Linked DNA regions of Homo sapiens: region 1 is linked to region 2. The links are chromatin contacts, found by Hi-C or POLR2A ChIA-PET in ENCODE. All regions are on one chromosome and are shown on one strand. The core of a region is the stretch at or near the end of the contact, and the rest is flanking DNA. Distances in the headings are between cores, read along the strand shown. Region 1 holds the start of CNOT6 (CCR4-NOT transcription complex subunit 6). Region 2 holds the start of ZNF354C (zinc finger protein 354C).

Region 1 (7,333 bases), core at 3,143-5,642, 1.4 Mb before region 2:
AATATACACTTGTAGGGCCTCCACTCTATTCTCCACAGGGATGCCAAAGTGACCTCCAAATCGCCTTGCTCCTCTGCTAACAATATTTTGGCTCTCTCTTCTGCTGTCAGATAAGGCTATACACTTCCCTTTTAGCTTAGCAAGGCTGGTCCTTCAAAATCTAGACCAGACACACCTTTGCAGGCTCATCTCGAGTCATTCCCACTGTTCCAGTAACACCTTATCACTAGCCTTACCCTAACACTTGACACCTCAGTGCACCCACACTTCCTTCTGTTTGACATGACTCCCTCTCCCCAGTTTGGCAAATTCCTATTCAGTGTTATTTTCCGTAAACTGCCCCCACACCCTCCACAAGTTTAATCATTCTCTATTGTGTTCTCCCACAGCACTCTGTGCACCTATGAAGCCTATACACTATGAGAAGGCAAAATCGGAGTATTATTTGTCTTTGAATTCTCAGTGTTAAAACACTATGGCCAGTACATACCTTAACGTGTAACTGAAGTTACCAAGAAAATATAAATGGATGAAGGAGAGGTGAAGGACAGAGAAGAGCGAAGTGGAGACAGCCTAAATGAGTCCTCATCTTGGATCAAATAACCCCCCACCTCGCTAATTACTTATTCAAGTACCAAAATACAGTACATTCCATTATACTCTAATGTACCCCAGCTATGCATACAGTATATGTTTACAGTTTACTCAGCATTTTTTTTTTTTTTTTGAGATGGAGTTTCACTCTTTTTGCCCAGGCTGGAGTGCAATGGCGTGCTCTCGGCTCACTGCAGGCTCTGCCTCCCAGGTTCAAGCGATTCTCCTGCCTCAGTCTCCCGAGTAGCTGGGATTACAGGCATGTGCCACTGCGCCTGGCTAATTTTGTATTTTTAGTAGAGACAGGGTTTCTCCATCTTGGTCAGGCTGGTCTCGAACTCCTAACCTCAAGTGATCCGCCCGCCTCGGCCTCCCAAAGTGCTGGGATTAAAGGCATGAGCCACCGCGCCCAGTCTCAGCAATTCTTAATTTCACATACACAGCGTTTTATTAATCACACTTTTGTTATAAAATGACTGTATGAGTAATGGGTATAAAGATATCTACATATCCAAGTCTTTGGTTTTCCCAGTAAAACATACATTTTTAGCTGAGCCTATTAGGACTTTTCCAAAGTAATAAATGCTTTCAAGCAGAGCTTCCCAAGCCAGTGGACCTTGCATATGGGAATGGGTTCTAAAGGTGCTGAACATACTGATCCCTCACCCCTAACGGCCCAAAGAATACAGCTGTGAGCTGCCTTAACCATTTATTCCAATATGTCTTACATATATTATCCTTTTCTGTTGCACTATGAAAAAGGTTTATCATTTAAAGAATATAAGAAGGCAAATATAGGTACTGGAATGTCTAAGCATTCACCAAAATGCATACTTTTTTTTTTTTTTTTTGAGACGGAGTTTCACTCGTTGCCCAGGGTGAAGTGCAGTGGCGTGATCCTGGCTCACTGCAATCTCTGCCTCCCAGGTTCAAGCCATTCTCCCACCTCAGCCTACTGAATAGCTGGGATTACAGGCATGCGCCACCACACCTGGCTAATTTTGTATTTTTAGTAGAGACAGGGTTTCATCATATTGGCCAGGCTTGCCTCGAACTCCTGACCTCAGGTGATCCACCCATCTCGGCCTCCGAAAGTGCTGGGATTACAGGCGTGAGTCACCGCGCCTGGCATAAAATGCATACTTTTAAACTACATGTACAGTGGGCAAATTCCTACAACGCCTTTACACATTTGTAGTTAGGACCAAGTTCTATAAACCAACCTTATGTCTGCTCAAAAGTTTGAAATTTCCCAATAATTGTAGTTTTACTTTGCCAACAACATTTAAGCAACCTGAAAATACCTACAAATTGAACAGGCATTCAAGAGGAGCCGCTTGGGCTGCATCACCACTATCAAGACACTATGGAAATTACCTAATGATTGACTTTCAGAGAAAATCTTCAGTCTCACAAGAAAATCTGTCTTTCGTCACCGTTTTTATAAAGTGATCAAGACAAGGTCTCACTACGTTGTGACAGTTATCACAGACTTTATATATGTTACTTTATATTTTTCTGAGACAGGGTTTTGCTGGTCTCAAACACCTGGGCTCAAGCCATCCTCCTTCCTCAACCTCCCAAAGCGCTGGGATTACACGGTGAGCCACCATGCCTGGCAATTGCATCATCTTTTTTGATCATTTCGTTCAGCATCTCGTTCATCGACTGAGAAGTGACCTGAAATAACTTCCAACCATTAACATACCCTCCCTCCTCCCAAAAGAACAAACCTCTAGCGATTAGGTCGCACACTCATGCGCTCTCACACGCACACAAACCCGGTCCTTTCCCTCCTCATTACAGTACCATGGGCAAGTCACCTCCACCTAGAAAGGTCTGTCTTCTCATTAGCAGCTGTTCATGTATTTTGTTTAAAGCAAAACACCTGGAGTAGATCACAGATCTAAAGATATTAAGCAATTTTTATTCTAAATTTTACTCTAAAAGTCATCACATTCTAAACACTGTGATGGCCAGGCATGTTGGCTCATGCCTGTAATTGCAGCACTTTGGGAGGCCAAGGAAGGAAGATCGCTTGAGCCCTGGAGTCGGAGACCAGCCTGGGCAACAGAGCAAGGCTCTACAAAAAATTAAAAAATTAGCCGTGGTGGTGTCTGCCGGTAGTCCCAGCTAGTCAGGAGGGTGAGGCAAAAGGATCGCTTGAACCCAGGAGGCGAAGGCTGCAGTGAGCCGAGAACTGTGCCACTGCACTCCAGCCTGGGTGACAGAGTGAGATCCTGTCTCAAAAACAATAAATAAATTAAATAAAGACTGTGATAAATGTCTTAACAGCAATTCCCCAAAAAAGCCTTTAAACCCTTTTGATCAATGGCCCACGTCCACTCCTACAGCCTACTAATCTGTTCTAGAGTAGTAAATTCTAGTATATTGTAAAAAATACAAAGTGCTACTACACACCATTTTATTTTTCAGTTATTCATATTCACTCTCTTCCTCTTCAAAGTTAAATTCCCAGATACAAGTAGGCAAGAAGATTCAGCACTAACAATGAGACAATCCACCTGGAAAACAGGTAAGTATGGGAACTCAAATTGAAGCAGATTATCTAAAACACATCAGCTTACACAGTAACAACAAATCCAAAGAGCTCGAGCGAGATGACCATTCACAACGCTGTCAATGGCAACAACAGTTAAAAACAGAAGGCCACAGGTGTTGGTTAGCAGGCTCTTCGGGGAAGGTGAAGGAGGTAAAGAATCAAAGGAAGTTTCCAAAGAAAATAGCGATTAGTGCTGAAAAACAAAAAGGAGGGATGCAATTTGGGTTACCAGAGAAAACTGCTTGTAGAAACCAGTACAATCTCCGAATCCTTCGCAATACTATAAAATAAGCATCCTCATTGCATGCCAAGTGCTTCTTTAACCTGTAATCCACCCCGTCCTCTCCCTCAAAATCTGCGTTAAACTGAATTTTAAAAACATTTTAGGGGAGGGGGTAAGCAGTTGGTTTCCCGCTTGACAGTAATTGTGGCCACGGAGCGCGAAGCTCCACACTCCACACAGCGCGCCACCCACAGAGGCGCTTCTCAAAAGTTGCCACCCATCTTGGCCACGAGTCCCGGGACACGGACTCGCCTCCTCCGACGACGGCAGCCGGGACCGGCCGGGATCCGGGAGCCCAGCGCCGACCCTCTCCCCTCTGCGCGCCGCCGCCGCCGCCGTCAATCAACGCCCCCCTCCCAGGGACTCGGCCCGGGGGCGCGGCCCGGGGCGGGGCGCGATCGCGGCGCGTCGAAGGGGCCCCCAACAGCCGCCAGCTTGCGGAGCAGCGGGACCGCCGCCCACGAAACGAAAGTTGCCCGCGACCGAGCCCGGCCGACGGGGGGCGGTCCGTGCGCGGCCGGAGAGAGGAGCGGCGCCCCGACCGGGCCTCCGGCCTGCCTCGCTCACCTCTCGGGGTGCGCCGCCTTCCTCCGCCGCTGCCGCCTCCTCCTCCCTGTGAGTGCAGCGGGGTCTGCCCTGTGGAACCACCATACCAGTCCCGCCCGCTGCTGCAGCGCCGCCACCGCCGCCGCTCCTCTGCCGCCTTAGTCGCTGCTCTTTGTTCCCCCTCCGAGAGCCACTGCTTCGGCTGCCCGCCTCAGCCGCCCCGACGGGCCGCCACTACGCCCTCCCGCCCTCTCGGCCCCCGGCCTCGCCCTCCTCGCTGCGCCCGCCGCTGCCTTCGCCTCCGCGCCGCCGTCGCCGCCGCCACCGACGCCGCCGCCTCCTCCTCCGCGCCCCCCTCGTTTTCATTGAAAGCAAACAAGCATCATGGCGGCGGCCGCCGTCCCTCAGCCAGCGAGCGCCCGGACCGCCGCCGGCGCTCCAACATCCTGGCCGCTCATTGGGCGCCGTCGCCGGGCACAACCATCCGCCCTTCGGTGCGGGGGTCGCTCCCGGCACGCAGCTGCCCAGGCCCCGCCCCCTTACCCCCGCGCTGGAGAGCGGTGGACCGGCCCGGCGCGCTGCGGGCCCTGCCTCCCTGCCTGCCGCCCTCCATCCCTTCCTCTCCGTCCATCCTTCGTCTCCTTCTGTTCCCGCTCTCCTCGCTCCTTTCCTGCCTTGGCACTTCTGTTTTCTCCTCTCCTTAGCGCTCCTCCATTTTTCATCTACTTCTTTTTCCGCCCCAGGTTGTCCACTTTTTTTTTGTTTTTTGAGACGGTGTCTTGCTCTTTCACCCAGGCCAGAGTGCAGTGGGGCGATCTTGGCTCACTGCAAGCTCCGCCTCCCGGGTTCACACCATTCTCCTGCCTCAGCCTCCCGAGTAGCTGGGACTACAGGCGCCCGCCACCGCGCCCGGCTCATTTTTTGTATTTTTAGTAGAGACGGGGTTTCACCGTGTTAGCCAGGATGGTCTCCATCTCCTGACCTCGTGATCCGCCCACCTCCGCCTCCCAAAGTGCTGGGATGGCAGGCGTGAGCCACCGCGCCCGGCTGGGTTGTCCACTTTTATCTCCTCTTTTCCTTGATCGTCCTCCCCTTTTTTTCTCCTCTTCCTTTTCCTTAAGCCTTCGCCTGTCAATCACGTCGAAACACAGTATTTGACCGGAGCCAGTATCTTGATCTGCCTAAAGACAAGACATTCAATCGTGAACAGTCGAATATTATTCCTTCCTCAATTATACAAAGAAGAGTAAGTTAACATACCACTTCAGCCTATTAATGGTAATTCATTCCATTACATTAATGGACAGTTTTGGTGCTGGGGTCCTAGCCTGGGTAACGGACAGCAGCTGCTGTGCTCCAAGATCAAAAGGTGTTCAGGGCAAACTCTGGTGTTTGAAGGTCAGCAGAGAAATGACTGGGCTGATTCATGATGCTTACATCAAGAAATATTAGTTGACTGATGGTCAGGGCACAGAGATGAATCAGACCCCACCCAGCCCTGAGTAAGCTCACAGTCTAGGGGCAAGAATAACACCCAACAGACTTAATATTGGAGGTATATTGGTCGGGCGCGGTGGCTCACGCCTGTAATCCCAGCACTTTGGGAGGCCGAGGGGGGCAGATCACCTGAGGTCCGGAGTTGGAAAACAGCCTGACCAACATGGCGAAACTTCGTCCCTACTAAAAGTACAAAAAATTAGCCAGGTCTGGTGGCTTGCACCTGTAATCCCAGCTACTCGGGAGGCTGAGGCAGGCAGGAGAATCATTTGAACCTGGGAGGCGGAGGTTGTAGTAAGCGGAGATCGCACCATTGCACTCAGGCCTGGGCAGCAAGAGCGAAACCCTGTCTCAAAAAAAAAAAAAAAATTTGAGCTATATGTTGAAGGCGTGAAGGAAAAGGAAAGCTGCCTGCCCACCTATGTGGCAAACTAGGATAGGCTGCTAACTGCTTCCTGGAAAATCAACCCTGAAGAAATGAGAGTGAGACAGGTTCCAGGAACTAACAGTAGCAACAAACCGAGGCTTCTGCTTCAGTGAAGGCTGTTGAGAGCTGGGGATGTGGGAAATGGGTTGCTGTTGCCTGGGGTGGAGGAGACCTGGCTGGAAGGGCAAGGAAAGGATGAGGGACAAAAGCTGTTCAGAGGTGAAGATGATCCCCCTCTCCCCAGCACGGCCTTGGGATGGTCATCGCTTGGCACTGCCATGACATCAGGAGTGACAGCCCAGGCCTCTAGCGCCATAGGACACTGGGCAAAGACAGAGCAGTGCAGAAGTTTAGGAGTCAGGAAGAACACATGTAGACCAGTAAGCTGCCTGTGGCCATCCCTCCACAACCTCCTCCTGTACAGCAGGGAGTTGTGCGGCCCTGTGCTGTACAGAGTATCCCAGGCTGAGGGGCCAATGGGACAGACACCCTGCAGGGCCTCTCCTCCCTGTGTGAGTGCCCTGGCCGTCTGTGCTCCAGCCTGGGTGCCTTTTTGTAATTTGGCCAGAGGCAGCTACCTCAGCCCGGTGCGGGGACTCAACGCCTGTAATCCCAGCACTTTGGGAGGCCGAGGCGGGCAGATGACTTGAGGCCAGGAGTTCGAGACCAGCCTGGCCAACATGGCAAAACCCCGTCTCTACTAAAAATACAAAAAAAAAAAAAAAAATTAGCTGGGTGCAGTGGCGGGCACCTGTAATCCCAGCTACTTAGGAGGCTGAGGCATGAGAATCGCTTGAATCCAGGAGGCAGAGGTTGCAGTGAGCTAAGGTTGCGCCATGGCACTCCAGCCTGGGCAACAGAGCAAGACTGTCTCAAAAAAAAAAAAAAAAAAACTCAAACAAAACAAAACAAAAAACAGAGGGAGCAATTCCCTTGTGACTGGCACGACTGTATGGAGGAGGGGAGGTCTTGTTGCACAAAATCTTGGTAGCATAAAGCAACAGTTTTACTGTATCTCATGATTCTGATGTTCACCCTTGGGGCCTCATGCCTATACCAAAGGTGGCAGCTGGGTGTTGAATGTCTGGCACCTCGCTGCCCCCTAACGAGGCCTCCCCCGCAGTGTCTCATCCTTCAGCCTTTGTGTGTGGCCCCTTTCCCCAGCAGGAGGTGATCCTGCACTTCCTACATGACAACCAGGGGCTCCAAGAGGAAAGCGAAGCTGCCAGGCCTTCTGAAGAAGGCCACTTCCTCAATATTCTATGAATTAAAGCAGGCACAAGCCCAAGCCAGATTCAAGAGGAGAGGACATAAGCTGTGGAGGAGCTGCGCGTGCATGCAGGGCGGGGTGGACTAATTGGAGCCCTCTGGGGAGACTTGCTGCCACCAGGAGGGTACGATAGTGGCTCTGCTGTGCATGCCC
Region 2 (7,314 bases), core at 902-3,401:
TCCTCTTTCCATCCCGTGTGCTGCACAGGATCCTGTACATAGGGCTCAATAAATGCTTGTGGAGGCTGTCTTCCGGCCCTTCCACATCTTAGCCCCAAGTGTGACTATATCCTCTATGAAGACAGAGACTGCTTCATGCCCCATTCTCCCCACCCAGCACCAGTGTAGTGGGAAGCATATGCTCAGAACTGCCTCAAATGTGGATCACAGAGTGAGCGGGGTGAATTAAGAGTAGTCTCGGGACAAAAGAGGCACATTCCTCAGCAGCCCCTTGCTAAGCCCAAGACACTGGGAAAAACTTTTGAGGTTCCGGATTCTTCATCGTTTTGGTTGGACCAAAAAGTACCTGGACAAAGTCTGGAAACATGTCTACCATCTCTGAATCCAGAAGCCAACTGATGAAAAAGACAACCTTCACTCACTCTCACCTGAGCAGACAGCAGATCCACAGCCATCCCTTCCTCCTCAGTCTTCCTGCCCAGGGAGAGCAGAGTGTGGACACGGTGGGTCTGCAGAGGAAAAAGGTGTCAAGAGGAACCCTGGCGTCAGGAGATGGCTTGGAGAGAGGAAGTTACAACCGCCCATAATGTCCATCAGGTCTCAAAAAAGCCACCCCCCGTAATGATGTAAAGCAAGAAGAGTGTTTACTAGTTTACTAGGGCAATGTGCCAACCCTACTTCTATTTCTGCACTTGGACTCTTTAACTTCCACCTTCGGGCCTCTCAGCTACCTCTAGGCAAACCGTGACTCCCCCATGGATGTCTGGAGTCCTTCGCTAGCTTTGAACTGCACACCTAAAAGTCGCAATGAATATCCAGTCTCCTGGGGCGCCACTTCCCAGCCTAGCTAGCTGATCCTCATCCTGCCTGCCCTGCCTCACCCTTTCCTCCCTATGGTAGCCACGATAAAGAGGCTTCCCCGCATCCCTACCCTGGTGACAGACCCCACTGCTCGCCCTGAGTGGTCCTTCCGTGGAGTGCTGTGTTCTCCCCAAGAAACTGTGAGCATAATCCAACCACTCAGCTTTCCCAGCCTCTTTACTAGATCTTCGTCGGGCCTTACCACACTTTACCCAAGGTAACAGGATTAAGGCACTGTCCCCACCCAAAGCCAGAGCTTTGCTGTCCCTCCTAATACTCCACAGGTGCCGCCTCTAATGGCACCCACAACCAGAAACAGCCGTCGCTGCCCAAACACCAACCCCAGGTGGGAGAGGTGGAAACCGTGCCCGCCCCACAGAAAGCAAGGGAAGAGGCTGCCTGGGGCAGCCGGGCAAGTGTGAGGGCCTCCAGGCCCGCGATCTGCAGCGGCGACTCAGGGTGCCCCCTAGCATGGAGCCAACCTGGGGCTCTGCCAGGCCAGTTCCAGCGGGTGCCTCGACCAGCCCAGGGGAAGCTGCCACACAAGGCCTCGGTTACGCGACGAAGCGCACCTCCTCCCAGGAAGCGGTGAGTGTTTTCCACGCAGTATTTTCAATCTTCACATTTACAGATGTTACGGAGACTGAAAACCAGGAGGTCGTGACCTGCCCAAAGTCATAAGGGCCGGGAAGGCAATCCTGATCCTAGCCCCAGGCCCCAGTTACATCTGGGGCAATGACCTCGCCACTCTGCCTCGGTCTCCTCCTGACAGAGCGGGAACAGCGTACCGCCACCCTATCTGTTAGCAGGGATGCGCGGAGTTCGTTCGGGCGATGCGCTAGTCTGGTGCCTGGCACCCGAGCGCTCTCGGCGGGCATCAGCTATTGCTTTTATTATTTCCGTTACTCAGAAGAAAATGCACAGAAGAAAATCGCAGAATGAACAACGACAAAAGGCTGGCATCCCCACCCCAGCGGCCCGGCGCACCCAGCTCACCTGGCGAGGCGCTCCCTCCCGCGGGTCTCCGGCAGTCCAGGCCGCTCGCGGACGGCGCCCCGGGACCCAGTGGCCAAGGGGCCCGAGCCGCGTAGGGCTGGTCCCAGAAGCCCAGACGAGGCTGCACGCCGCCCACTCGCTGGAGAGGCCCGGATCCACCCCGGCCCGGAAGAGACCACTGCGAGCGCCTCAACCCCAGGCCGGCAATCCTAGCCAAGCCTGGATGGCCCAAGCCAGGAGAACCCCCGAAAGGCCGCGAGCTGTCCCCGAAACCCCGCCAACCGCGGGAGAACTACCACTCCCGGCATGCCTCCGGCCCCACGCCGACTACACTTCCCAGGGGACGCCGCGGTGCGCGCTGCGAACTCCGGGAGAGGAACCGCCTCCGCCAACGAGAGCTCTCAAAGGCGACAGTGCGCGGAGGGGCTGCAGTGCGAGGGAGTACGCACGCCGCACACGAGGCAGGAGGTCTCCAGCTGCTGGCCGTGCTGCCTACAGCCCGCGCACTTGTTAAGCAAGCGGAGTAGTTTGAAAAAACAAAACCGGAAATTAGATTCATTTAGGAGGATCAGTGTGCTGTAGCTCCCACCGCTGGTTGTGATTACTTTTCTGTTGATACAAAATAATTTACATAATGTATAGGGTCCATGTGAGTGCTTGTTACGTGCATAGACTGTAATGATCATCAAGTCACAGTATTTGGGGTATCCATCACCTTAAGCATTTATCATTTTTATGCGTTGGTATCATTTCAAGCCCTCTCTTCGATTTACTTTGAAATATACACAATATTATTGCCAAGTATAGTCACCCTAGTCTGCTATTAAATATTAGAAATTATTTCTTCCATCTAACTGTATGTTTGTACCCATAACCAACCTCTCTTCATTCCCCTTCCTTTCTGGCCTTCCTGGCCTTTGGTATCTATCCTCCTGTTGTCTATGTCCATGAGATCAAGTGTTTTAACTCCCGAATATAAGTGAGAACATGCAGTACTTGTCTTTCTGTGCCTGGCTTATTTCACTTAACATAATGACCTTCGGCTCCATCCATGTTGCTGTGAATACATTATTTCATTCATTTTTATGGCAGAATAGTATTCCATTGTGTCTATGTATGACATTTTCTTTACCCATTCATCTATTGCTGGTAGGTTGAGTCTATATCTTGGCTACTGCAAATAGTGCAGTGACAAACGTGAGTGCAGGTATCCTTTTCATATACTGATTTCTCTCCCTTTACCAGTAGTAGGGTTGCTGGATTGTATGGTAGTTCCATTTTTAGTTTTTTGAGAAACCTCCACACTGTTTTCCATAGTGGCTGTACTAATTTACATTCCCACCAATAGTGTATAAGAGTTCCCTTTTCCCCAAATCCTCACTGGCATCTGTCATTTTTTTGTCTTTATAATAATAATCATTCTAACTGGAGTGAGCTTATATCTAATTAGAAAGTGTTAGTAACCAAAAGAGCATGATATTTGTATAAAAATAGACACACACACCCCCCCATGGAACAGAATAAGAGAACCCAGAAATCAGTGCACCCATTTACAGCCAACTGATTTTCAACAAAGGTGCCAAGAACACACAATGAGGAAAGGACTACGTCTTTAATAAATGGTTCTGGGGAAAACTGGATAATAATATGCAGAAGAATGAACTTGGACCCCTTCTCTCTCAACATATATAAAAGTCAACTCCAGATAGATTAAAGATTTAAAGACTCCAAACTATAAAACTGATAGAAGGAAACATCGGGACAACTCTTCAGGACATTGATCTAGGCAAAGATTTTTCTTTTTCTTGCCTGTGCTTTTGAGGTCTGTGGCTAAGACCTCAAAAGCACAGGCAACAAAAAGAAAAATAAACAACTATATTAATCTAAAAAGTGTCTGCACAGCAAAAGAAACAACAGAGTGAAGCAACAACTTGAGAGAAAATATTTATAAATTACTCATCCAACAAAGGACTAATACCCAGTATATACAAAGAATTCAAATAACAGGTTTGTGACCAGCCAGGCCAATGTGGCGAAACCCCGTCTCTACTAAAAATGCAAAAATAGCCAGGCGTGGTGGTGCATGCCTGAAACCCCAGCTACTTGGGAGGCTGAAGCAGGAGAATTCCTTGAACCTGGGAGGTGGAGGTTGCAGTGAGCTCAGATCATGCCACTGCACTCCAGCCTGGGTGACAGAGCGAGATGCCATCTCAAAGAAAAAACAAAACAAAAAAAACCACAACAGTATACAAAGAGTCCCATTAAAAATGGGCAAAGGGCTGGGCACAATGACTCATGCCTGTAATCCCGGCACTTTGGGAGGCGGAAGTGGATGGATCACTCGTGCCCAGGGGTTCCAGAGCAGCCTCAGCAACATAGTGAGACCTTGTCTTTACAAAAAATAAACGAAATTAGCCAGGCATGCCAGTGCAGGCCTGTAGTCCCAGCTACTCAGGAGGCTGAGCGCAGAGGATTGCTTGAACCCAGAGGTTGAGGCTGCAGTGAGCAAAAATAGCACCACTGCACTCCAGCCAGGGTGACAGAGTGAGACCCTGCCTCAAAAAAAAAAAAAAAAAAAAAAATAGGCAAAGGACCTGAATAGACATTTCTCAAAAAGACATTCAAATGGCCAACAGGTATATGAAAAATGTTCAACATTACTAATCATCAGAGAAATGCAAATCAAAACCACAAGATAGTTATGTTATTTTAAATTCTTTTAATGTGTACCATACACAGGAGATAATGTATTCATAGGCACAGATTTTTGTTTTTATTTATTTATTTATTTATTTATTTTGAGATGGAGTCTCACTCTGTCGCCAGGCTGGAGTACAGTGGCGCGACCTTGGCTCACTGCAACCTCTACCTCCTAGGTTCAAGCAGTCTCCTGCCTCAGCCTCCTGAGTAGCTGGGACTACAGGCACGTACCACCATGCCCAGCTAATTTTTGTATTTTTAGTAGAGATGGGGTTTCACCATGTTGATCAGGATGGTCTTGATCTCTTGACCTCGTGATCTGCCCACCTCAGCCTCCCAAAGTGCTGGGATTAGAGGCATGAGCCACTGTGCGAGGCCCATGGTTTAATAATAATAAAACAAATACCCACATACCCAACACTTGGGTTACCAAAGAGAAATTTACCCAAAATTTGGAAGCCTTGTTCACAGTGCTCCCAAGTCATTTTCCTGAGTTGCTTTCAGCATTCCTTTGTTTTGTTTGATAATTACTCCACATGCATGTGTCCCTAAACATTGTTTACTTTTGCAACATTTTAAATCTTTATAAAAAGACAACCTGCTATATACATACAATATACAATATGTATGTATATAAAGGTAATCTGCTATATACATACAATATACAATTGTATAGTTTCAATTGTACATTGTATTCAACTTTTATACAATATACAATATGTATGTATATAGCAGATACCCTTTATATAAAGATTTCTGCATATATATGTGTATATGCCTATATGTGTATATATGTATATATATCATGTGTATATACATGCATATATGTATCATGTGTATATATGTGTTCAACACAAACACTTTTAGATTAGTCTACCTTGATACATGCAAAGTTCATTCCTTTTCATTACTGTATAGGATTTCATTATTGATTCATTCAGCAACAACAAAAATTATGTTGAACACTTATCCTGTGCCTAGCATTGTGCCAGATTCTGGAAATACACCAGTGGGCAAAACTGGCAAAACCTGTGCACAAATGCAGCTTGAATTTTACTGGAAGAGAGAGAGGAAAGATAATAAGAGGAATAAATACGTTTTGAGATAGAGATGAGTGTGAAGGCAACCAAAATAATTCACTCCAAAACATACTTCCCTGACATATCTTGAGATGGCTATTCAGAGAGCTTGCAGACAGGAATAGTCCTGAAAAGCTGTCTTTTGTAGAGGAGACTTGCATCTGTTGAGGAAATGAAGTGCAGTCAACAACAGATGTGAATAGGCTTTCTCTGAGGCTCTCCCCTCGTCCAGATCTGAGAAAGACTAACTGAGAGTCTGACACCTTTGAAAATCTGGTGCAAACTTTAACCACGGGCTACCATTTGCTCTTAGGCTGCTACCTGTGCAGCTTCATTTGCATAATGAGTCTACCTTTTCTTCAGGTCTTTCCTCTTCTCTCCCTCCTATAACCCGCCTTAGCCGTGATCCAAGCCCCTGTTCTTCCTGTAACTTCAAGATGGTATAAAAATATCAACTACCTTGCCTTTCTTTGAGTTTTTGTATGTTGTATCACTCCTGTGCTTGTATGAACTTTAATAAAATTTGTATGCCTTTTTTTCCTATTCAGCTATGTATCATTTTGTTTTATAGACTCAAATTATCGAAACTTCAGGGGAAAAATTTAAACTTCCCTGTAAGTGCAAACAAGAATTTAAAAAGGGAACAGGAACATGGAGGGTGGGAGAGTTTGCAATTTTACACAAAGTGGTTAAGAAACATTTCATTGAGAGGGTGACATTTGAAGAAAGACCTGCAGAAGATGAGGGATGGGCCAATTTAAGTATCTGTGGGAAGTCTTTCTGGCAGAATGAAAAGCGGATTCGAATACCCTGAGGTGGGAGCATGCCTGGCTTGTTGAAGGAACAATAAGGACACTGTTGCTGAAGCAGAAAGAAAAGGGAGAGAACAGTAGGAGATCCTAGGCAAGGGGGCAGAACGTGGAGGTTCTTAATGGGTTCTGTGTCAGTGGATTTCACTCTGAACGAGACGAGAATGCGCTGAGTAGCGGAGAGTGATAAGACTACCTCCTTGACCAAACTTTAGTCAGGCCGTTCTGAGCCCTCGTTTTCACTAGGCATTGACCTTGGCCCTCATTCTGTCCTGCCCAGCCCAGTCTTTGCAAAGAGTCTTGATAAGTCAGTTTAGCAAGAATCCCCCAACTCTTGACATCTGATCATTCTTACTATCTGACAGAGTTTCTCATCCCCCACCTTTGCTGTGTTAGCAAGAATGCTGTAAAGCCAGCTGAGCAAGAATTCCCTTGCCCCGATGGCTCTGAAACCACCCTCGCAGGGTTAGTGAGAATTTCAAGCCAGAGTTTAGGGAGAATTACAGTTAGACATTGAGCAGGGTGCAGTGGTGCCCTTTGACCCACTTCCCTGAAGCTCTAACTAACCAAGAGTCCTGTAGTGTGCCGACCACCTGCTCCCCCATTGCTCCTATAGGCAGAATCTCTGACACTGGATCTTCTAACCCAAGAATTGCTTAAGGTGTTTTCCAGATCCTGAATTCCAGCAGGATGGCTGACGCCAGTGGGTCTGAAGATCCCCGCCAGGGAACCGACTAAACACAGGAATGCAGTTTCTTCCTCTCCCTGTCCCATGACTTGACCCCTTACTTTTCAACCAATCATCAATCCCCACACTTTAGCCCTTCACACAGCCAGATCCCTTAAAAACCCCATCCCCAAACCTCTCG

What was found. Hi-C counts contacts between places; a loop is a spot of excess contacts on that map. ChIA-PET counts read pairs that join two places held with the same protein, here RNA polymerase II (POLR2A). Pooled maps may share reads with other maps.
Region 1: a loop to region 2 is called in a map of CD8-positive, alpha-beta T cell, with 6 times the contacts of the local background. The contact joins the promoter of CNOT6 here to the promoter of ZNF354C in region 2. A Hi-C loop is called at or near these places in 1 of 168 maps with a recorded cell type or tissue (CD8-positive, alpha-beta T cell) and 3 of 50 pooled maps. POLR2A ChIA-PET finds 5 or more read pairs at or near these places in 1 of 52 experiments (activated T-cell).

Annotation. Positions count from the first base shown.
Region 1 is chr5:180,491,438-180,498,770 of GRCh38, reverse strand. CNOT6 (CCR4-NOT transcription complex subunit 6) reads right to left here and starts at 4,392. Exons shown (of 12, transcript NM_001370472.1): 1 at 4,008-4,392. RefSeq lists silencers at 3,623-3,882, 3,913-4,012, 4,183-4,322, 4,453-4,652.
Region 2 is chr5:179,055,210-179,062,523 of GRCh38, reverse strand. ZNF354C (zinc finger protein 354C) reads right to left here and starts at 2,151. Exons shown (of 5, transcript NM_014594.3): 1 at 1,858-2,151; 2 at 429-509. The coding sequence starts at 455. RefSeq lists an enhancer at 1,297-1,832.